Regions from separate parts of the Mus musculus genome. Here all the other regions are linked to region 3. The links are chromatin loops, found by intact Hi-C in ENCODE. Cell type or tissue: heart. All regions are shown on one strand. Region 1 overlaps Nek6 (NIMA (never in mitosis gene a)-related expressed kinase 6). Region 2 has its middle 8.2 kb from the start of Gm13584. Region 3 overlaps Dennd1a (DENN/MADD domain containing 1A).

Region 1 (8,000 bases), 670 kb before region 3:
GATGCTACTAGTAGCTCCAATATTAAATGCAGACAATCGCCTGTGGTATAAATAATTTATCAAACACCGTTTCAGATTAGCCTTCCATGCTGAGTTATTTATTTTAGCCTTTTCTGTACGATTCCTAAGGCACTTTTTGAAAGATCCATTACTGGTCAGTTTAATGAACTTGGGGGTCTGTTTTGTCCCCTCAAGCACTCGGGTACAGCTGTGGTGACCATTACATGGCCGACGTGGACCTCTTTGTGCCTTTTACAAGTGCTGCCCATTTGTCATGTAGCGGTAAATGGAGCTGCACATTGGAGTCCAGGGACACATTGTGCGGTGCAGTGATGGAGACAAACAGATAGCTCTATAAAGTGCTGCTTGTCACAGCTGACTTGGAGTACAGTACATCACTCTTATTGTAATCTCATTTAAGAAGCAGGGTGGCCCGGGGGACTGATATTCCCAGTTAGTTTGGTCTTTGTAGCCATAAAGCAGGAAGTGCTCCTTTTATATTCTCTGAACTTTTAGGGAGTGTGGTTTGCTTGGATTAATTATTACAGGGACTTCTCCATGGCGTTGGGGGAAGGCTTGTCAGCAGGTCTGTCTAGACCACCTTTTCCAGGCATGAGGTTTGGTTACCTACGGTTGCTGTTGAAAGGTAGGCTGCATCTAGGGTCCCTCTGTCTCGCTTTATTAAATAAGCTGCCCTCCATGAAGTATTTGCTGTGCACCAGTCACTGGAGTAGGTACTTTCTGTGTTTGATTTTTTTTTCTTTTTGCAGCAAACCTGTGAGGTAGAATGTACTATCATATTACAGAGAAGGGCGAAATCTCAGAGAAGTGCTTACTTGCTCCCAGCCACACAACATGAAGTAGGAGTCTGTAGGAAGATGTGGTTCTATCATTTGTTTCCACACCTGCCAGATGACCTTGAACCCAAGACCCTCAGGTTTTTCTGTCACCAGGGTCATGGTGGTCTTCTGCATGAGTGTTTTGAGGCTGTTCTTATCCTGGAGGGCTATTTTTCTAGTAGCTGGGATGTACCCTGCTGGTCTAACACTAAATCTCCAAGTTCCCTCGAGATAAGCAGCGTAAATCCTCGAGCAGCTGGCTGGTTGGAGAAGGATGCCGGCGCAGTAGGGGGAGAACAGAGCACCTGGGGCAAGCCATCTGGGGTACAGGGTCTGCAGGGCTAGGTCAGAGATCCCCTAAGCAGCACCTGTCCCAGGCAGATGTTGCTCAGGACCCAGGTCACCTCAGATCTTCCAGAAGAGTGAGGTACACAGTGCTAGAAAGAAGGAATCCTAGAGGAAGAAACATGTTTCCTGAATATTCTGTGAGCCAAAGGTGATAAATGTGGTGTTTTCCCCACCTTTCTGAAATTTTCTTGACAGTTTTCTAAAATAATAGCAGCACATATTAAAAACAAGTTATTTGCGAAATTTTACTCTAGAGAAGAAAAAACATGACCATGCGTAGTAGTATAGGTGCATCTATCTGTACCTAGAAGTCTGTTTGTAAAGTACCGTGTTTAAAGACAGCAGTTTAGCTATGAAGCAGTTCCTCAGATAGGTTTCTGAAGATACTTCTTGAAAGTACTACGTAAGTGATGGGTAGACAGCAATCGTTTTCAACCTCCTTGTGTTTTGAGAGAGTTTGGTGGTGAGAAGAACATGAAGTAAGACCATCATCTTTTATTTTGTTTTGTGTAGCCCTGACTGTCCAGGAACTTACTCTGTAGACCAGGCTGGCCTTGAACTCAGAGATTTGCCCACCTCTGTCTCCTGAAGGTATGCCACTGATACTGGCATTCCTGACAGGACATTGTGGGAACATTATCTTGTGCAAAGTAGAGAGGCGAAAGGCCTTCATCAGGTAGTCTGAGGGTGTTAGGGAAAGCACAAGGCTCCCCTGCTCTCTAGTGACAGCCATAGGAGCTGCTTTTTGGCAAGCCAGACAGAAATTGGCACCTATCCTTAAACTTAACACAGCCGTGGCGTCCCCAAGTAGTGAAGAGCCCAGAGCCCAAGAAGGTTACTTAGCTGATACGGTTTGTGGCTACCACAAACCTGCTTTACTATTTACTGTTTGCTAGCTGTGTGGCCTTGGGGCTCCCTCTCGGCCATACATTCTGATTAGTATGAGCCTCCGTAGGTGTTTGGGGATTGTAATAAAACTGGATAGAGATTATCCATGTGCCTGATTCTGTATTTAACATGTTATGGTAGGTACTCAGTGTGAAGTTTTCCATTTCATAACTGGGGGGTGGGGGTGGGGTCAAGGGGGAGGAGTCCTTAAAGAATCATCTTCTCTTGAATTGGTGAAGCAGCATTAAATGTCTCCTCAATTTGTCAAAGCCTTTACACGTCTGTATACATGATGATTCTACAAGTGGATCAAATTATACATAATACATTTCAAATTCTTTGTACTTTTTGAAATGTGCTTTTGCTGGGATTTACTTCCATGTGCAAATGTTTACAAAGCAGAGGGAGAGTCACCTGCACTCTGCAGCACCTCCTGTCCAGGTGAATGAATACAGACTAGACAGGCATGTGTAACAACAGCTCATATATTTCCATGCTCTCAGCGTCATCCTCCCTTGGGAATTAAGATCTGTGGTGCTAAGTGCTGCCTGTTGGTTATTTTTTTCTGTCCCATGTGTCTTGCTCAGAGCACTAGCTAAAGGGACAAGAACAGACAAAGGCGGTAGTTAAGTGGAGAAAAGAGAAGGGGGAGAAGGTCGGAAGCCCCGAGCTGGGGAGCAAGCAGGGCACTCCCAGCGAGCGTGCACATGCACATCTAAGGTTGGTTAATAAACAGAGTTGGAATGAGGTTGCATTTGTTAAGCCGGTGATTGGGTTTTGCTTTCTGTGTGGGAGCAGTCTCCACTAGCATCTCCTGTATACCACCTTTCCTTGTTTCTGGTAAGGCTTTTGTGGGACTGTTCAGAAACAGTTCCTGATTAGATGATTCTGTGAGGTGAATTCTCAAGGCACTGTGCAGATGCACACGAGAATAACTTGCTTCACTGCTCTTACAAAGGTGTCTGGCTGCTGGTTTGGTAAAGATCCCTCCCACTCTTGCAGAGCTGTCTCTATCCTCCTCTGGGTCTGTAGAGGGCACTACTGTCACTAGTATTCAAACCTGGCTCAGATTTTTCGCACAACTTGAAGCCTTGAATCTGCTCATCAAGGCTCTTAGACCAAATTTGGGGCAGTTCGGGTGTGGGACTTGAAGTTGGGGGTGGTGTTCCTGAGATGCGTGTTTTGTTGGGCTCAAGTGTCTGTACCCTTGTGTTGTTGGGAAGCAGCGGCAGCACACAGCTAGGAAAGGCTGGCTCACACCTGCCCTTGTTTCATAAAAGATTGCAGCTTGGTGGACCTATGTTCTGCCTTGCTACCTGCTTTGCTCATTTCCTGGATGCCTTTGTTTACAGCCTGCCTTCAGCTCTCCTTGAAGCCTTGCTGAGGCGACCTTTATTGTCTTTCCTACTCAGCCTTTGACCTCTGACAAGCCTTGGAGCTGTCACATGGGCCTGAACTCTTAAAATCCCAAGAGGATAAAGTTCTGGGACCTCTGTCTTTGGTCCTAGTGTGTCTCCCCTGGCATATGGGAAATTTGGGGAGAAACAGCAAGTCACTTTGGTAAACTTGTAAGCTCATAGGTTGGGTGGAGACAAATTCTGTGAGGGCAAAGTGGTCTTGGGTTTGGCTCTGGCAGCATTTCCCCAGAAATATGATTGTATTTTGTTATCAGCTTGTCTCAGCCTCACAGTGCTGATTTTGTCCACTATGTTATCTAAGAAGATGGCTTCCATAGGGGTTTTACCTTACTCTTTGACTTTATAAACGCAGCTTTGTCTTCCCCCATTATTGGATGGGAAGATTCTATCCTGGAGTCAACAACATTAAGATATTTTGATCATTTAGCAAACTGAGTCCAGGAGTCAAATCCAACCTAACACCCGTTTTTGTTAATAAAGTATTTTTGGGCCTGATAATCACCCTGTTTATGCTTAGTTTGTAGCTGTTATATGTTAGGTGTTGGCATCAAATAGTTGTAACAGACAATAAGTGTACCCTGAAACCTAAAGTATTACTGCCCAGCAGTAAGACTTCAGCAGAACTTATTGAGTCTTTCTTTAAATGACAGATACTGGCAGCATATAATGGAAGACATTGTAGTGAAGAAAGGGCATGAAGGACTTTGAAAAGTCTAGGCCCCTGCTTACCACCTGAAGAGCTCCAGGCAAACCATTGGAGTCAGTTCTAGGGAATGGTGGTGATGGTTAGGTTTGGTTTTCAAGACAAGGTTTTTCTGCATAGCTCTAGCTGTCCTGGAACTCAGAGAGATCCGCCTGCCTCTGCCTCCCAACTGCTGGGATTAAAGGCAAGTGCCACCACTGCCCAGCTCTAAGGAGGTTTTAAGCACCAACAACCACGAACAAACAGACCTGTGAACTATTATGTGCGCTGAGTATGCCACCATTCTCCGTGGGCATAACTTATCATGACTGCCCTTTTGCTTTCTCAGGAGGAAGAAGCCAAGAAGCTAGTGAGTGAGGCTATTGCAGCTGGCATCTTTAATGACTTGGGGTCTGGAAGCAACATTGATCTGTGTGTTATCAGCAAGAGCAAGCTGGACTTTCTTCGTCCATTCTCAGTGCCCAACAAGAAAGGGACCAGGTAAGTGAACGGGATATCATTTTTTTCTGTCCCATCACCTTTGGCATCCCTATGCCATCTGGATTGGGCTCTCTGGATGTTTCCCTGCACTGAGAAAAGCCAAATGTTCCAAAGCAGCTTATACAACAGTCCTTTGAGTCGGGCTACTCAAAGATCCCAGCGTTGGTCAGGCATGGAGAAGTGTCTTAATCTGTCATGTGTTGGCAGGAAAGGTGGAATGGGTCTAAGAGAAGGCTTCAGAGTCAGTTGGGACATTGAAGTGTGTGTCCCCTGTCCCACCCCCCTGTGGTTTCTTCAGCATCTTAAGCCCTGTATGGAATCTTGTGAAGTGTTTATGTTTCATGGTAGCCAGCCCACAGCCTTTCTTCAGGCTGGCCCAAAACATCCTAAAAGTCCTAATCCTGTGGCTATAAGCCTCTGAATTGTGGCCATGGTTTGTACCAGTGTTGTTTATGCTACAGTCATGCCACTGAAACTGTGGCCTACATCCCTGGGTGCCTCACTTCAGTGGTGCAAGCCAAGATCTGAGCTGTTATGGGATGTTCTAGGTCCAAAAGACATGGTGTTTGCATGTACCTGTAGTTCACGAATTGACAGTTATAGCTACTTGAGCGCTCTGATTAGTAGCATGTGACCTCTGGAAGGCTTGCTTCTATACCCACTGAGGATCCCTAGCTCTAGATTCACAAGAAAAGGTGGGTCTTCAGTATTAACAGTGCCTCGTTGTAGGCTGTTCTCAGCATTGTGGAAGCTTAGTGTCAGACAGCTCTGGGGTGGGTGACAGGGATGGCCACTGGCTGGCATGGTGGCTCTGGGTATCAGTCCTGTATTTGAAATGACAGAGCTAGGGTAGTGTGATGCCAGTTCCTTGGGCATTGAGTGAAAAGGGAAGCTGCCTTTAAGATCTAGGGCTGGTTTGGGAAAGCAGCTTCCACTGAAGGATGCTGATCTGATCCTTTGGGAAGAGAACTAGGGAGTGCTTCTGTTCCATGTGGGCTGAATGATAGTCGCCCAGACAGAGAATTCTAAAAGCCACCCTTGAAAAGTAGGTGTGATTGCAAAAGGAACCTTTGTGCTAAAGGTAGCACTGTGGAGCCAGGGATCTGGTTTTTGTGGAAGAACACTTGCCTAGAATGTGGGAGGCTCTGGGTTCTATTCCTAGCCTTTAGGGTGGGGATGGACCCAACAAGGTGACAAGGAAGGGGAGGTGTGCAATAATCTGCCTTGGGGCGGTACCAGTATCCACACACTCTAGAACCCCACTGTCCTTTAGACTAGTTAGTGATTGTGAGAATGCTGCCTGGATGAGGGAACCCTCTCCAGAAGAAACAACAGGTGAGGGCTAAGGCTTGGCAGTTGTTCCATGCCTGTCACCATCATGGAATCATGGATGGACCTGGCTGCTACCCTGCATGCTGCTAAGACCAACAGCCTTATCCAAAAGGTACAAGGGCTCTTGTGTCCACTCCCCCTAAAGACAGGGTAAAGCTCAAATGAATTATCTTGTTGGGCCATTGTCTCAAGGCAACATTTAACTGCCAGTATAGCCCTGCAAGGTGCAGTCCAAGAGATGTTTTTAAACCTTAGGACAGATAGATGTATTTTGAAAAAGTATGCCTTCCACCTGAGCTGTCATGTACCTCCCATCTGCTCCCTGTTGAAGCTCAAGTGCTGTTTAAAGGGATACATTTTCTAGGAGCATGTGATAATGGCACAGCTTCCACTGATCGGACACAACCTTGATGGAACTGTGACTCCAGACAGACAGACACATGACAAAGGAACAGTTTTCTGGTACCATATTTTGGCAGACTCAGGACTGGAGAGTTTGAGTACGTGTGGATAAGGATGAGAGCCTTGTGCTCAGAGCAAGCCCCAAGGAGGCAGGTCAGGTGAGCATGTCCTAGTGGCAATCAGTCCACTGTGCCCTGCAGGGACAGTTGGCCTAGAGTGAGGCACTTGGAGCTTGGCTGTGGACTATGTTGTATTGCTGGTGCTTCTAGAGATGAGGGGCAGAAGGCGAATTACATCACTCATATTTAATGCCCAGGATGTGAGTTTTACGGAAGTGGAAGCCTCAAGTCACATGACCAAGTAGCTTCTAGCTCTACTGAGAATGGTGGGATGTGGAAGGAAAATTGAAAAACAGTGCTTTTTCTATTATCTCTTAAGTATTGTCTCATGCACATGCGAGTGCATGCATGCACACACACACACATGCACGCACGCACGCACACACCCCTTTCAAGTGTACCATTTGGAAGTAAAGGGAGGTTGACTCCTTGAAGCCCCAGAGGTGGAGTTCTCAGAGTCTAGTCAAGCCTGTTGCTGTCTGGCCAAAATGTCTCTGTCCTGACCTCCGTTGGGCACTTGAGCAGAAGTCTAATTGCTTTTATTTTTCTCATTAGGCTTGGCCGGTACAGATGTGAGAAAGGCACTACCGCTGTCCTCACCGAGAAAGTTACCCCTCTGGAGATTGAGGTGCTAGAAGAGACTGTTCAGACAATGGATACTTCGTGAATGGTGCTGTGGGTGGTTGGATAACTCTAGATGACTCGGGGTGCATACCACCCCTACCCCAACCCCATTCTACCCCAACCAGAAAACATGCCTTTGGCAATTGCTCAATTAAAATAAATAAATAAAAAGACAAAAAACTTAGTGAGTGGTTGTAATGTTGGAACTGTGCGTTTGGGCTCCTACTGACCCGACTTTCCTTTCTATGTTCCAGATCTTTCTGGCGTGTTAGTGGTGTGGTCCTCTGAAACTGATTAGTTCTTTGTGGCAAAAACAAAAAACAAAAACAAAAAAACAGATTGGGTTTTTGGTTCTAAAGAATATGACCTAGGCCTATATTTGTTTACTTTATCTTCACTTGGGGGTAACCCCAGGCACCTGTCCTAACAGAGTGAATCAGTGCAAAGCAGTGGCAAGGAAGTCTCAGGCTGAGTGGATGGCTTCCCTACATAAACAAGACCCTAGTTCCCCCTCCCCAGGACAGATATCTTCAGTTTGAATTCTCAGCCTAAACATGCTCAGGTCTAGAGAAAGATAGATGGAAACTGGGTATTTGTGTGGCTGTATGAGACTGGTGAGCTGCACTCTAGCCATTCTCGTGACAACTAAAGGAAAACTTGATGTTTGCTGTTTTGCAGTAATTAGACATAGCATTGCTTTGCTTCTCTGGATAGTGATTGTCCAGTGGAGACTGTACATCCCAAGGGCCATTTTATTGGGCAGATAGTTCTCTTGGTGTGGACAATGGGTAGAGTGCTGAAATGAAGTTCTTTGGTTTGCAGAGGCTGCTTGTACCAAGGGCAGATA
Region 2 (8,000 bases), 450 kb before region 3:
GATAGACAAACAGTTCCCAGGAAAGGAAACGTAAATGATTCTTAGTCAGATGAAAACACGGTCAACCTCCCTTGTAGCAGGAGAGAAGAGATTACAGCTCTGAGATACCATTTTCTATCTAACAGATTGACAAAGATCAGAAAGTTTGATAACACGCTGTGTTGGCACGGGTGTGGGAGAGAAGCATTTCCATTCATTGTAAGTGGGAGGGAACACTGGGGCACCCTCCCGGAGGAGAGATTTGGCAATATCTGAGTAAATTAAAAATCTGCATACCCTTTAACCCACAATTTTCATCTCTAGGAATCCACCATGCAAATATCCCCATACATACACAGTTCGCTGTCCTAATGCAGATCATTTGCCACAGTTCTGCTTATGCTAACAGTCTGGAAGCAGCCTGGTTCCTCACCCACAGGGAGCTAGTGAAGGGCGCATATTCAACTGTCTATTCAGTGGAATAATATACACTGGTTTAAAGGAACAGAGGAGTTTTTAATTTCCTATATGGAAAAATCTCTATGGCAAAGCTCAGAGTCGTGCACACTGAACAAAAGCCCTGTGTGAAGGGTGTCTGTGGAAAGATCTTGATAAGGAAACTGATAGGAAAAGCTCTGGGTATCTGCATAGACTATGTGTATAGTAGTCATGGGGGAAGTAGGGGAATATAACTTTAAAAATGCAAAGTGAGTGTACGGGTGTGTGGGGGTGGTGGGGAGATAGGGAAGTTGAGGGGAGGGGGAGGGACAGAGGTGGGGAGGGCTGAGTTGTCTCAGCAGATAAAGGTGCTTGCCATCTTAGCCCCCACCTGATGGGAGGTAGGTACAGACTCTGGAAAGTTGTCCTCTGACCACCATATGCACTCAGATGGGGTCTCTCTCTCTCTCTCTCTCTCTCTCTCTCTCTCTCTCACACACACACACACACACACACACACACACATACACACACACAAATGTAGTTCTAAAAATTAAGAAAAACACAGGGTAAACTGTTTTTCAGCTGAGATGTGTAAGTCTAATTCCAGCTCCCCTGGGTCTTTTGGAGAAATTACTTCAACTTCAACGTCACCATCTGTAAAATGGGAATAATAATATGCCCTTGATTCAAAGATACCTTGGAGAAGGGGTTGGAAAGAGGCAAAAGTTTAAAAACTGGGAACTTTAGGATGGGCATGTTCATGGTCTATAATGACTTTTCTATGATTTTGAAAAGTTTTCTAAACAAAACACGTTTTTTGTTTTCTTTGTGGGTTTCTTTTTTATTGCTGCTCTGGTCTTCACTATCAGATACCAATCTGCTCCCCAACCCCCATGCCCCACTAAGAAGGAGTGCAGAGCAGGTGAGCTGGTGGCTGGCCATCTGGCCGTCTCTCTAGGACATGCTCTTCATTGCGGGCAGGTGAAGAGGTTTTCCTTGCAGGACAGGACAGTGGAATCGCAAGATGAAGGTGGGGTCCCCCAAGTGGGTGTGGGGAAGGGGACCTTGCTCTCCCTCCTGAGTGCTGGTGGCCTGTGTCTGGGCACGCAGGATACCCCTACACTGGCTGAGACCCGATCAGATAGGGCGCCTCCCCCGCGCTGGCAGCCCTGGGAGGCGGCGGGGAGTTTACGTAAGCCGCTTGTTGATGGAAAAACAACGCACTGGCTCGGTGGTAGGCGGTTCCTGGCTTGCTTTGAGGAAGCCCCAGGGGGTACTCAGCAGGCCACAGCACACACACCCCTTCGCCTCTCCGCCCCCCACCCTCCGTCTCTGGGTTCGGCCGGTCGAGGAGTAGGGGCTACATCCAGGCTGCAAGAGCGGCTCTCGGGGTTCATCTAAATCCAGGCCACCCTGCAGGTGTCATCTGATATTTCACCCTGGACCTAGGTGCCCGACCCAGTTATCCTGCTGCAAGCCCAGCCCTGCTTGGGGCAGCGGGGGTGAGAGCTGTGGGAACCCCGAGTGAGCCAAGAGGAAAGTGGGGGGCCGTCATAGTTACACCTGGAGCCTCCTTTCCTGGTTCTAGAAGCCAAGGAGAGCCAGGCCAGGCCCGCAGTTTTGCAGGGGCACTTCTCAGTTCCCTCCTGGCTTTGGCAGAAGGCGTGTGGATGACCAGAGTTCCGGTCCAGCTCAGCTAGCTGCGTAGCCTTGTGGGCTCGGACCCAAAGTTCTTTATCTGGAAAACCAGGTTGATGTTACTTGTACTAAACAAGTTTTCAGAATTACATGAAACATTCTGAGGATTAAAAGAGATGACTACAAAGCCCTTAAATCACACCCAACTGTGTCTAGCACACTAGCACGTGTCACTGTAGATATAGATTGTGTGTGTGTGTAGGGGTGTGTGTCACACCTGCCCCTTCCACTCCAACTCAGACATTTGCTTTTCAGGTGGCTTCTCTCAAATCTCTGCCCTGGCTCGGGTGTCCAGTGTCCTTCATTCACAAGTCTACATTAGTTCCCTCTGCGCCCTATACCTAGAGTACCTAGAAGTGGATGAATTTCCGATACTGTACTCTAGGGGGCACAAGCCAGGAAGGGAGGGAGAGCAACATGTGGGTAATGTTAAATACCCTTCTTAAGGATCTGGACAGAATCAAATAAGTGATTCATGGGGAAACCCTTTCTTGGCTCAGAGAGTTGTACCAACCAGTTAGGAACTGCCCGGTCAATGCTACAAACAGGAACCATTTGAGACCAAACTTTGTATCAGGCTAGAGTCAAGGCTCAGCTTGGGCAGTCCTTTTTAAGAGACTGTTTCAAATAGATCAGTCTGTTACTTCATCATCAAGTGAAGATAACAAGACCTACCATCTAGGTGGCCACAAGGCACCAAGGAGATCCCCAAATAGGAGCTACTGTTAAACTTAATTTCTTTTTTTTTAATTTTAAAGATTTTTAAAATTTGATATATATGGGTGTTTTTGCCCGCTTGTATGTGCACCACATGTGTGCAGTGCCCAGGGGCCCAGGATTAGGCTTTGGATCTTCTGGACCTGGAGTTATAGACGGTTATTCATCTGTGTGTGGGTACTGGGTACTGAACCTTAAACTCTAGAAAAATAATAGCCTGTACTTTTAACTGCTGAACCATCTCTCCAGCCTTTCTACTCCTACCCGCATTTTGAGACAAGGTCTTACTATGTAACCCTGGCTTGGCCTGGAATTCACAATGTAGACCAGGCTGACCTCAGAGTACCACCTGCCTTTGCCTCCTACGTGCTGGGATTAGAGCCATGAGCCACCACACCTGGCTTGACTATTTATATATATATATATATATATATATATATATATATATATATATATATAATAATTTGTTGTTTTAAAGCAGAGGAAACTGAGGCAAAGCAATGTTAAGCAACTTGCCCAAATGTCACAGAGCTGGGAAGCAGGCTGTCCGAGACCCTAATATTGGGTCTCCTAGCCTTCCAGAGCCCGTATACAGCGCCCAACAGGGGCTCAAAGTCAGGCCTCAGCAAACAGTAGCGGTGAACATGCTCCTATTAGTACATTCTGTTGGTATCATCCTGATCTCAATTACTCATCTATCCCTCCTCAGAACAGGACAAGCTGGAGCACTTTGGGTCTGGGTGAGCGCCAGCCAAGAGCTGGCGCCGGAGCCCCAAATTCAGGCAGGAGCTGTGCTTCCTCATCCCACCCATGAAGAGTCATCTGAAGGCTGGTGTGGGCAAGTGAGTCCACTACCCAGACTGGTCCCTTGCTGAGCAGGAATGTCACACACCTCTCTGCAGCCTGGTGATGGACATTCCCTCACCTCCCCAAGAAGAGCAGGGCCAGGAGAGGGAGGCAGGGCAGACACTGGGCCTTTTGTGTACTTCTCTCTGCAGAGCCCAGCCCTGAAACCTGTCCCCACCCCTTCTCCAGACTGGGCAGAGGGTGCCCAGGGCCCTTCTGGGAGAGGAAAGAATTCAGGCTGAGACCTGGAGGCTGAGCAGGGATCTGCTCGGTGACCTCTGCCCAAGGGTCCTTAAACTCTACCCTGTAAACCTTGATTTCTCATCTTTCAAAGGAAACTTGAAGTGCTAAACATGGAAGGGAGGTGGGGGAGGGGGACGACGAGGGTGATCCTCGGGCAGGGCAGGGGATCAGCTAGCCGTATGCTGTGTGGAAGGTGATAATGGTGGTCACCCCTCCTTGCCGTCAATACACTAACCCCCACCCAGTATGCCATGAACAGGTAGTGTCCTGTGGCCCATACAGACCTGAGTAGTCAGCCGGAATCAACACCGACTTGACAGATGATGAGCCCAGATTCAGGAACACACTGGACCCAAACACATACAAACACTCTTGCACTTTGGTGTGCTTTATCACAAACATGCTCCTAGATGTGGAAACACACACCGGACACACACACATCATATGTATATGCATATGCATCTCTGCAAATGCAAGCAGCCCTGCACACTAAGCAACACACACACACACACACACACACACACACACACTGCTCAGCAGGGAGACTACTAATAGCAGAGTATCCCACAGGCCAAGGATAATAACTTGCAGCTCTCCATCCCTCCCATTTTTGGGGTGTCCCTCACACTGGGGTCCAGAAAAGCTCTGCCCAAAGGCTTGGAGAAGGGGTCTAAAAGTTAGGCAGACATGTGGAAATCTGTGTGCCAGTCCAGACGCCCTGGGTTTGGCACTCTCTCAGCTCTCCACTTCACCTATTGCAGAAGTTGGTACACTCAGGCACTTAACCATGATCCATGATCACTCCAGGTTTGCTGATGACAGTACCCTCAGCCTGGAAAGGGTCTCCTGTTTCTGATGTCTCTGGGGGATTTCACCCTGAGACCTTCCTTAGGCTACCAAGGAAGAGGAGAAACTAGAGACTCGGGGCAATGCCGAGGTGCACCGCCAGGGGGCGCTCTCTGCCCGGCTGCGACGCTCCCAGGCAGGACCCCAGGTCCCACCTCCGATGCCTGCGGCTCTTGTCTCCCTAGGGAGCTGACCTGTCTGTTGGCAGTCGCCCCCGCAGGATGTCTGCGCTCCTCACTCCGCCGGATCCCACCTCTGCTCCGGCTTCCGCCCCCTCCCCAGTCCCTAGGGCCTTGCCTCCTGGGATAGCTCCAAGACAGGCAGCCACCCTCTCTGCCGGAACAGCCCCAAAGCCCCACCCTGCCCCCTAACCCCCAACCCCCAGGCTCTATCTGAGAACCACCAAGGCCATGCCCCTGCGGGACTGCCTCCCACACCTCTCTCTCGGTGGAGCAAAGACACATAAAGGAGTACTAGCTGACAGATGGCAAACAAAACAGCCTTTGCTCCAAGGCAAGAGCCTGTCCAGGCTACAGGCTCTCCACAAAATGCTGTGGCTGTGAGTTACACTCTACAGGGGCCACAAACTATGAAGCAGGTGTTATTACCTGACACCACCCCATTACAGATTCTAGAAGCTCGGAGAGGTGGGTGTTTGTCCAGAATCTGCAGTAGATTCTGGTTCCAATGCTGTAAGGACTGCTCTCTGACACTGGATGCCCCAGCTTTAGGACATGTCTATTAAGGATCTGCCATGTGCCAGGCACTGTACTGGGTACAAAGAAGAAGGATGTGGAATTTTGAACCTTTCAGCAGCTGGAAGGAGAGTTGAGTTACATCTGTGGACTTGTCCTCACATGCCAATTAGATGCTCCTGGCTGTGCTATGCTGGCCACACAGGGCTGGCTGGTGGACATTGGCTGATCTGAAGTGGAGTCAAGTCAAAAAACAGTCACTGTGTTTAGAAGCAAAGAGATATGCTAAGCAGGGGAGTTTCGGGGGGGTATGTGCATATTTGGGCTGGAGTTTGGAGAACAGGACCCCAGGGCAGAGCCCACCCAGTGTGCAACAGTCTGGCACACCTGGCTGGCTTCATGCCCAGAGACTGGTGCAGGTCCCAAGTCCTGCATCAGATATATGGGCAGGGACTGACTGTCAAAGAGCCACCAATGCCAGCCTATGACCACCTCACTCAGGAGGGGTAGGAGACACAGAAGAGTGCCTCCCACATCTGCTTGGGAGTCTCTGGGGTGGGGGTGGAATGGACCTATACTTGATGTCTTAAAGGTACTGAAACTTCAAGTCCCAAGTCTGTGGACCCTGTTCCCTTCTGCCTGCTCTTCCCAAGTTTTCTCCCACTGGATGGAGGGTCGTGTGACCCCATCTGCCCAGGCATGATCCTACTCCCTGTCTTCCACCTCCTCTTACAGCTAGATAATTTCCTCTTACTGAGCAAGCCATGAGGAGCAAGCCAGTAAGCAGCACCCCTCCATGGCCTCTGCATCAGCTCCTGCCTCCAGGTTCCAGGCCTGCTTGAGTTCCTACCCTGACTTCCTTCAGTGCTGGAGTCTGTCGTGTAAACCAAATAAACCTTTCCTACCCAACTTGCTTTTTTTTTTATTTTTTGGTCAAGGTGTTTCATCACAGCAATAGTAACCCTAACTAGGACTTCTACCGGACTCTGAAATCCCCCTTTGACTCCACCCACTCAACCCCTCCTGACCTGACTTGACTCAGTATTCACACATTCTTGGTACTCTTAAAATAATGGCCCAAGCATGCTGCCACGTTTCCTGCCTCACCTCCCACCATCTTGGCCTTCCATATGAAAACTCCAGACACGCAGTGCCTTGAACTCTCTGGATCTCGGGGCCTTTGCACACGCAGTTGCTCCTTTCTTCTACTTGCAGAGTCACTTTCACTCTTTTATCCAACTTGTGAGTGGGTCTTTATGCCAAAATGTTATCCCTTGTCTGGCCTGCGTGCTGCCATGGTTACCCATGGGCATCAGCACATTGTTCAATAGATGTTTTGGGAGCCCTTTGAGCCAAGTTTGCTTTGCAGATGTGAAAAGACTCCTTCCTTGGGGTCTGTGAGATATCTTTGGCTAGGCTTCTCCACAGGAAGGGATGAAGGGCCGGTTAGAACACATATTTGTTGTCTTCTTGTTTCCAGGGCTGGCTTTGAACTTCCTGTGGAGGGTGACCTTTAGCTCCAGATCCTCTTGGCTCTTCCTCATGAATTCTGTGCTTACAGGCATCCACCCATGTCTAGGGATTGAACCCAGGGCTTGGTACATGCTAGGTCAGCGCTCTACCAATTGAGCTGCATTCCCACTCTGACCATTTGGGAAATCTGCAAGAGTGGCAGGAGAGCTTGAACCCTTCCTCTGCACCCTCCTGCAGACCCCAGCCACCTTAAACACTGCAGTCTGCTGCTGCTGCTGCCTGATCTTGCAACTCAAAAAGTCCTCCATTCCTCCTGAGAAGGCAGCCTCTTACAGCTCTCCACTTTCTCAGAAACCCATCTCCTGCTCCTCCGGTACATCCTCCACTTCTGCAAGATGCCAGAAGGGGTTTGAACTGCCCATGTGCTGCAGCACGGTAGCTGGTATGGGGTGGGGGGGTGTTTGGATTCATCTGAGCTGTGAGTATCCCATGGAGCCTATGCTGGGTGATACTGCTCAGCCGGTCAGGTTGACCCTGGCTGGTTAGGTCGACTGGCTGTTGCTTCATTTGTCTCCCAGATAGCCCAGGAGCCCAAAGGAGACACTGTAAGTCAGATCTTCTCTGTCTGGGTCCACACTCACTGGGACAAGGGGAGAACGAAGACATATAGAGAGATGGAAGCTGGACTACTGCCCAGGGAACTGCCCTAGCTTCCTGTGTTTTCCCTGTTTCACTTGCTCTCCATCTCAACAGTCACCAGAACTTCCCAATATGAGTGAGGTACCACCCATGAGTGAGCAACCCACCGTTCAAGGTCTTCATAATCCATCTGCTGTCCTCTCTGAGCTGGACTCCCATCTCCACTGTGACCTCTCTAGGACTTAGACAACCTTCAATAGAGAAGGTTCGTAGTATTCCCTCACAGAGAAATTCTTTAGAAATATTGCCACTACAGTTGAAGGAACTAAGGCCAGAGTAGCTAAGTGCCTCATCATGGCCCTCAAGGCTAAGAAGATTGCAGAAGAGCTTGCCCAGGACCTCCGTACTCTGTGGACAGGGAGT
Region 3 (8,000 bases):
AATGTTTCCTACAAACCTGGACTTCATAAAGGTGAGTAGTCTCACCTCTTGGCTCCTGTGACCAATTCTATGGCATGTGCACAAGCATGATGCCTGGTGTGGAGGCGCTGTCTCGTGGTAATACAGTGTTTAACATTGTGCTTTGAGGGGCTCAGATGGACTTTATACAGAGATGCTTCTCTGCTGAGCATCCCTGTCACCGTGGAACTCTTCACAGAACCCGTGCTTTTGTTACATGCTTAGCAGTAACTTTATGAAGCCCAGATTTGGGAAAGGCTTGTGAAAAGCTATCTTGTTTTCCCACCTGTGGGCAAGCAGTCTGGGAATTACAGCCTGAACCACCAGCCTAAGCCAAGGAAGTGCCCTAAGAACACGAGTTCAGAATAGACTGCACTGGGCTCCCCTCTCTCTTTCTCTCTCCTCCCTCTCCCCTGCCTCTGTCTGGACTACTAGTCATCTGAATTCAAGATCATGTCCTGAGAATGGAGTAGGGAGTGACACTCCCCTCCTGGCAGTGGGCTCTCAGAGCCACCACAGCAGCTCTGTGACTCTAGGGAGCTGAGGAGGTCACAGCCTGAGGGCAAGCATGGCTGTGGGTACCTGGCTTTGACTCTCTCATCTATTAGTGGATGCATTTGAAAGTCCTTCCACTCTTGAGTCTCACAATTCTTATCTGTAAGTGGAAATAGCACCTATTTTGTATGAATATTGAGAAAAATGTTATGCATATAAAACGCCTACACAGTGCCATGCTGATAAAGATACTGGCACTTTCCTGGATGACAGGGAGGTAAAGTGGGAAGAAGAGAGAAAGGGACAGCTGCACTCTAGCACAATGGCATGTGTGTGCAACAGGGCACCTGTAGCCATTCAGAGCACAGAGCCCACAGCCATTCTGACTCCACTTTTGAGCTAGCAGAGGAAATACATCTTTTATCTCAAATTCTGTGTGCCAAAATTGAATAAAATCTCACATTAAATGATTTCCTTTAATAAGCATTTGCTATTTGTTCATCTGTCATTGCTCCCAGCACTTACAGGTAGGTGTAGTTCAAGATAAGGACAATCATTTTTTAAAATGAGGACAGTCAGTTTTAAAAATATATTAAAGAAAATATAATTGGAACTTTTAAAGAGAGAGAAAGCTTTTGCCATTGAGGAAAGGACTGTGGTTCACCAAATCAGCCACAGCACAGACACTGGTACAGTTCTGGAGGCTTTGTACCTCAGACTCACACGATGAATCTAGAAGTAGATTGCCCAGTTGAAAAATGTAAGCCCCCAAGTGTGAGAAGATGTGAAAAAGTAAAATGTAGTAGCGTGTTACAGGTTGTCTCAGCAGAACACCAAACCCTCACTAGATTCCATTTGATAATCCTGCCTCCTTTCTCATGTTGTTCCTTTAGAATGAGTTTGACAGGCCTGGTGTCCCTCACGTAGCATCAGTCCATGTTCAGCCAGTGACTGTTAGTGAGCATATGAATGGCTAATGCCTGCTTTCTATGCTTGGAGTGGTGGTCATATTTTAGTGTAGCCACTTAGTTTTTTGTTTTTTGTTTTGTTTTGTTTTGTTTTGTTTTGTTTTGTTTTAATGTAGCCAGGCGGTGGTGGCACATGCTTTAATCCCAGCACTCAGAAGGCAGAGGCAGGCTGATCTCTAAATGTGAGGCCAGCCTGGACTACATATTGAGTTCCAGGACAGCCAAGGCTACACAGAGAAACCTTGTCTTCAAAACAAACAAACAACCAAGAAAGTATCCCCTACAACATCATCTGAGGGTACACACACAAGCTAACACACACAGCAAGCATATCAACATAAAACAAAGGCCTGGCCAGGCAGCTGTTTGGAAACTGACCAGAGTCATTTAGGATCTGGAAAGGATCATGTGTAAAGTCATCGTGCAGTCTGTATTCTCTTCTAGGTTATGTGTGCATGAAGAGAGCTTGACCCCAGGATTGGCTGTGACAGCAGTAAATGTATCTTTATTGGAAGTAGGAGCAAGCATAGGTGGTTACAGTTACCATGTTTAAATCAAACAGTTTAATTATATGACCTTTTGCCTTTTCAATGAAACCCTGAAAAGGAAATCTTTCTGATTCGTTTCCAATAACACCTAACAGTCTGCCTACATAGCCAGGCTGTGAGCTTCTCAAGTGCAGGACAGCATACCATTCTTTCCTACACCTGCATACAGTAGAGGACTGTAACATTCATGGAGCCATGGTGTTTGTGGTAATAATGATAAGTAGAAGAGAAAATGGTAGATCCCGATCCCCCCCCCCCCACACACACACACACTAGGCTTCCAAGCACATTGGTTTTCTAGGGGCCAGGTTGTTGGATACATTCTGCAGTAGATAATGACACTACAGTCTGTCACCACAGAGACCTGGTCAGGAGAGCATGAAGTGTCATGTTTGCACAAGTGTCCCTGACACAGAGCCTTCTCAATACCTAGGACATTCTCATCAGCTATCCTTTGAATGAATGAATGGTCCTAGCTCTTATAATCTCACTTTTTGTTTGGGATCTGCAAAGCAGTTTTGTTACATAGATCATTAAGACTTAAAGGAAAATAAAAGACTAGAACATTTATTCTGTTGGGGCTTTTAACGTACTACAGTCCCTTTGTTGTTTTTCAGTCCCCATGCAGAGAGTCAGATAGCCCCATTTTACTGACAAGAAACCGAGGCTGGGAAAGATGGCGTCACATTTGTTTTCAGAATGGCAGAACTGGGATCCAACCCCTCCATGTGCCTAACTGTGGGGGCAATGCACTTTGCTCTGCACACGCTCCACAGTGGGGGTGACCATATGGTCTGTGTTATATACAGTTTGGGGGCCTTTCTGAAGAAAAGCGAGTTGGTTTTCCTCTTAGGAGTTAGTTCCTCTAATCTGTGCAAATGTTTCTTGACAAATACAGGTTAAAATAACACCATTTATAAACTATTCTGCAAAGGGGAAATGTCAAAATTTTATATATCTTTTTAAAAACATTCCCTTAATAAATAATTTTAATTGCCTAATATTTTGTTGTTTAAATATTTGATATTTATAGTGATAATTGGATGAATAAGTAAAACACGAGTTTGAATACAGCCTTCCTCCTCTGTTCCTGGGCTGACACCTAGTGGTGGGAAGCTTTCTCACGGTAGCATTAGCCCATGTTTTTCATGGCTGTGTTCAGGCAATTTTAGGATTTTAAAAAATCAATTATTCTCATCATAATAAAAGTAAGTACATTCATAAAAGTTGACTTAGTAAAGATGCCTGTAACAATAGTTTTTATTTTAATTTGTAAATTAAATTTTTAAGTCAATTATTAAACCTTGATAGTAGAAAGTGCTACAAGCATTTGAAATGTATGACCCTCTGATGACCCTGGCCAGCTACCCACCCTGTCCTACACGCTAGCTGTTGTGCTGTGACAAATCAGACTCAGTCACTATTCTTTAGAACACTGCAGGGGAGGAGGCAGGAAATGAGCAGAGAGCTGCGGTCAGAGGAGTGGAGTATTGTGGAAGGTAGCAGGGATTTTCATGGCTGTTGGAAACAGGGGCACAAGGAAAGCTTCCCAGGGAAGGTGGCACCTGGATGGGAAACCCTGGAAGCAGGAAGGAAGCAGAGCATGCAGAGAGTCGGGGCCTGAAAGGAGCGTGGCATTGACAGGACGGAGTGTGACTGCGGATGAAGATGTCTGGCTAGCTCCCAGCCTATAAGAAGGCCAGGAAAGAATGCGCCCATGATCTAGCACTTCTAGCAGTGTTCCTTGAAGAGTTGGAGGTTGATAGGTTTCTAATCCCACAGACTTTGGAATGTCCATGACACCTATACAACTGTATTATATATTTATAGTGCACCTTATAGAAGCCCTGCAGCTCAGAAAAGAACAATGAAAGGTTAATTCTGCCTAGCCCAGTACTTTTCAGAAGCCCTTCCCTCCCCTGCCTGGCTCTTACTCCTCATGGCAGTTTGGGGGAAACAGTGTGGCTGATGTGGAGTGTGCAATTAGGATACCAGCTGTGTTCTTCCTACTCCAGTCCTGTCTGTGAAGCTTGGAAAAGGACAAACAAACTCATTCTTTTCCCAAAGCTTTTGTTGTCTGATCAGTTTGGGCCAACAGGTGATATTGAGACCCAATTCCCAGCCATCACTGGGCTTTCATAGCTTGGGGCCATAAGCTATGCTGTTTGTTCCCTAGGTCCGGTAACTTAGTCACATGTCAGGTTTTATCCTGGACAACAGAAAGGGGTAATAATACAAAAAAAAAAAAAATGGCTGAACACATTACAGAAGAGCTGTGACTCAAAGTGGCAGAGGGAACCTAGAGACCAGCAGTGGCTATGGTGCTGTTCCCAAAGAGGAAGACCAGTTGACTGGATTGAAGCATATAATTGAGATGAGACCCCCAGAAGCAAGATTAGGATATAGCACCTGCAGAAGCAAGGAGAAGCCTGGCATAGTGGTCTGGGTGCCAGAGGGGGCTGAATCACACAAGGACAAGCCGTTGCTGGGCAGCCTATCTACACTGGTAGTAAGAGTGGAGTAGCGGCATGCAAGCTTTCCCTTCCTGTGCGTCCCCCTCCATGTCTCACTGATGCTTTATTTAAGCAAAACCAGGTGAGCAGCAGACCCTGTTAAATGGCAGGTTGGCCATGTCTATGCAAAGCAGAGCAGGAGTATAGGGGCAAGTTTCAACCAGACACAGACAGTTGGCTATTTATGGACCCTCTTCCTTAGCAGTTAATACATGGTGAGTAACATAATGTAGCCCCTTGGGTTTTCATTCGACCTGATGCAAATCCAGACTCTACCTCTTCTACCTGTGTGGCTCCAACAAGTTATCATACCTTCCTGAACCCTGTTTTCTCAATTATAAATTAAGGAAGCGAAAAATACCTTCAGGCCTCAGTGATCTATGTCTGGCTTGTTCCTACCTCATTATGAAACAAGAGAGAGATATCTCAAATTTCTTGGGGCTGACCCAGTGCTAAACATAATGTCAGAAACCTGCACATGTTGATTGACTACCTCCAAACTTCAGTGAATTTGCTGGCATCTATTGCCTAGCAATGATCAGTGAGCAAATGTTCAATTTGTTATTGTATGTGGCCTCCTCCTAGAGGCTGGCAGGTAAGGAAATCTTATAAAACATACTCTGGGTAATCCATCCCAGTGTTAGAGAAGTTCTCTGTATGTATTATTGAAGCCATTTGGAACAAGTTAAAGAAAAATGGGATTCTGGGAGAGCCAGCGTTAAAAAGCTGTGAAGCCATGAGCACCCTCCCCCCAAAACCACAGGATTTTCATTTGTTAAGTGGGGCTAAGAATGCCACTGTCATAAAATTGCTTTGAGAATCAAATGCAACAGCAGATGTAAAGTCCCAGTCCATGTTCTTCCCTGCTTGCCACAAGAAGCCTTTTATCCAGCGATGCCCAAATCACCAGCAGTCACATTCCATGGAGGCGTGGCGGGAGTTTGGAAAGCCTTTAGCTGGAGATTATTTTATGTTTGGTTTGCTGGTCCCTGTTAGTGATGTGACCTGGCAGGTCTCCACTCAGCCCTGTTCTATCAGTGCACAGCCCACTGGTATTACACATATGCCACTTGCTTAGCCTCCCTTCGCCCATTCTCCTACTGTGCGGCATTTTTGCTCTCATCTTCCAGCATTAACAATGGCATGGAGGGAGTGAGGTTGTCCTAAACAAGTTCCCATCATCTAGTCCTGAAGGGAACTTTTATACTGAGGTGACTGGTGTTACCCTTCATGGACAAGTGTCAAACAAAAGTAGCATGAGAGAAAGGCACTTGATGCTTATGGGTTTCTACTGTTTTTCAGTTGTTTATATTTTCTTGGGTAAATATGCAGTGTTATGCCTGATATGCTAGATATAAAACTTGAAGCATGGAGTGTTGGAATCACTTAAACAAGTGGGAGCAACTGTTTTCAAAGGCTCTCCTCTACACACCTTCTTCTTGGTGCTTGGATATATAATAGTGAGCAAAATAAAGTCCCTGAGCTAGGTATGCACATCTATAGTTGAAAGTACCCCAGAGGCTGAGATGGGCAGATCCCTTGAGCTCAGGAATTCAAGGCCAGCCTGGATAATAGAAGAAAGATCCTACACATACCCAAAATAAATTATATCCAGCCTTCAAAACTTATGTATTCCAGGAAGGCATAGGTAGGAGCAATGAAAGTGAGTAAGGTATGCTTTAAATCGCAAAATGTACCCAAAAAAGCAAATGGAGTAAGAGACTGGCAAAAATGCCCAGGTGATGAGGTAGCGGCTGGGAGAGAAACTGGAACCTAGTGTGTCTGTGTCTACGATGTTGCAAATGCTGCTTGTGGTCTTGGTGATGGTTTCCAGAGCCTGGCATCTGTGCCCTCCTGTGGAGTGAGCCTTCAGTCCGCCACTTGGAATGTTATTGTTTGCCTCTGTAATATTTGTGTCACTGTTGATGGTCAAACCTTGCAATGCCAGGCATTACTGTAGTGCACAGAGTTCAAAGCTGGGTTGGATGTTGATGACCTTTCTCCAACATCCTACATAAGCTGCCTCTGGCATTATGAAAGCCATCAGGGAAGAAGCTTCCTATAGAGTACCAGCTTGATTTTTCCGTGTCTTGTGACCCGAGTAATATATAAAAATTTCAAAAACACAAGTTGCCCTAGTTTGCTTTCTATTGCTGTACTTAATGCCATGACCAAAAGTATCTTAGTGAGGAAGGGTTTATCTATCCCAGTCATAGCTGATGATTGAGAGAAGTCAGGGCAGAGACTCAAGAACAGGAGCCATGGAAGATCACTGCTTGCTTACTGCTTGCTCGCCATGACTTGCCCAGCCTACTTTCTTACCAAGGACCACCCTGTTCAGGGCGGTCCCACAATGGGCTGGGACCTCCTAGTAATCAAGTAATCAACCAGTAGTAAAGAAAATGCCAGTCTGATAGAAGCAGTTCCTCAGTTGAGAGTTTATTTTCAGATATGTCTAGGTTTGTGTCAAGTTGACAAAATCAGTCCAAAATTAAATGCTGGTAAGATCTTTTCTGTGCCCTTTATACGTAGAAGTCATTTTTCTGGCTAGAAACTGTGGCTTATACTTCCTTGAGTATTGTCTAAGTGTCTCTAAATCTGGCAAATGTGTTAAAAATCCTAAGGGAATCAATTTTCTTTCTTTCTTCAGGCACATGTTCTTCCTCACTAGGTGCCAATGGGTTTATTTGTTTCTCTCTTCGTTCTCCCCCTTTTCTAATGTCTAGCAGATTGACTAGACTGTCTGGAGTGGTCATTCAGGTTCTGTAGTCTCATGTATGCTATATAGTCCCTCAAGATATTTGAAATAAGTTTTAATTATGGGGAAAACATACATTATTGTATGTCTTTTCCTTATTTCAAGAAATGTTTCAGGCTGGAAATGGTTGGCTGTGAGCATCTGCATCTGTATTGGTCAGGATCTGGAAGAGCCACCTAAGAGACAGCTGGAGAGATGTATTGGTGGTTAAGAGCACTGATTGCTCTTCCAGAGGTCCTGAGTTCAATTCCCAGCAACCACATGGTAGCTCATGACCATCTGTAATGTGATCTGATTCCCTTTTTAGGAAGGTAGCATGGCCAAGTGGTCTAAAGCACTGAATTTAGGCTCCAGTCATTTCGATAGCATGGGTTCGAGTCCCACCACTGCCATATCCCTAGGCTTTTAGAGCTGGAGAGATGGCTCAACCGTTAAAAGCTAGGCTCACAAGCAAAATATAAAGTTTTTTTTTTAAGAATTTTTTCTTTTTTTCCCCCACAGAGTCTAACTAGTCATGTTTTTAGTTTTCTTTGCTTATCTTCAATCTGTCTTAGTTTCTTTAAAATCCTTAGTTTTCCATCTTAGTATTTCATAGTACTATTTAAATTACTAATAATTTCCTTAAGACATTCTTTGATGAGTAGATTATTCTCTAATTTCAAAATGTTTTTCCTTCTTAGATTTCTAAGTTATTTATTTA

Evidence for each region. A loop is a pair of places that touch in the nucleus more often than their neighbours do. Peaks named below come from ENCODE experiments on the same cell type or tissue, not always from the same donor. Only the 100,000 strongest peaks of a DNase experiment are listed, where the experiment ranks them.
Region 1: it touches region 3 in a loop (3-fold over the local background); 4 of 42 quality-filtered maps call a loop at or near these places.
Region 2: it touches region 3 in a loop (8-fold over the local background); 31 of 42 quality-filtered maps call a loop at or near these places.

Annotation. Positions count from the first base shown.
Region 1 is chr2:38,587,373-38,595,372 of GRCm38, reverse strand. It overlaps Nek6 (NIMA (never in mitosis gene a)-related expressed kinase 6), which reads right to left. Exons shown (of 10, transcript NM_021606.3): 10 at 7,883-8,000. It overlaps Psmb7 (proteasome (prosome, macropain) subunit, beta type 7), which reads left to right. Exons shown (of 8, transcript NM_011187.1): 7 at 4,525-4,676; 8 at 7,085-7,327. The coding sequence ends at 7,196. Among named protein-coding and RNA genes, the nearest start is that of Psmb7, 53 kb to the left of the region's middle. In heart, a CTCF peak has its summit at 3,093 (motif pointing right); no DNase peak of the experiment used is centred here.
Region 2 is chr2:38,373,030-38,381,029 of GRCm38, reverse strand. No RefSeq gene overlaps it. Among named protein-coding and RNA genes, the nearest start is that of Gm13584, 8.2 kb to the right of the region's middle. In heart, a CTCF peak has its summit at 2,499 (motif pointing right); DNase peaks (open chromatin) are centred at 1,539 and 4,999; H3K4me3 peaks cover 1,243 bases; H3K27me3 peaks cover 7,383 bases.
Region 3 is chr2:37,921,088-37,929,087 of GRCm38, reverse strand. All of the region lies in intron 13 of Dennd1a (DENN/MADD domain containing 1A), which reads left to right. Among named protein-coding and RNA genes, the nearest start is that of Crb2, 150 kb to the right of the region's middle. In heart, a CTCF peak has its summit at 3,135 (motif pointing left); no DNase peak of the experiment used is centred here; H3K27ac peaks cover 310 bases.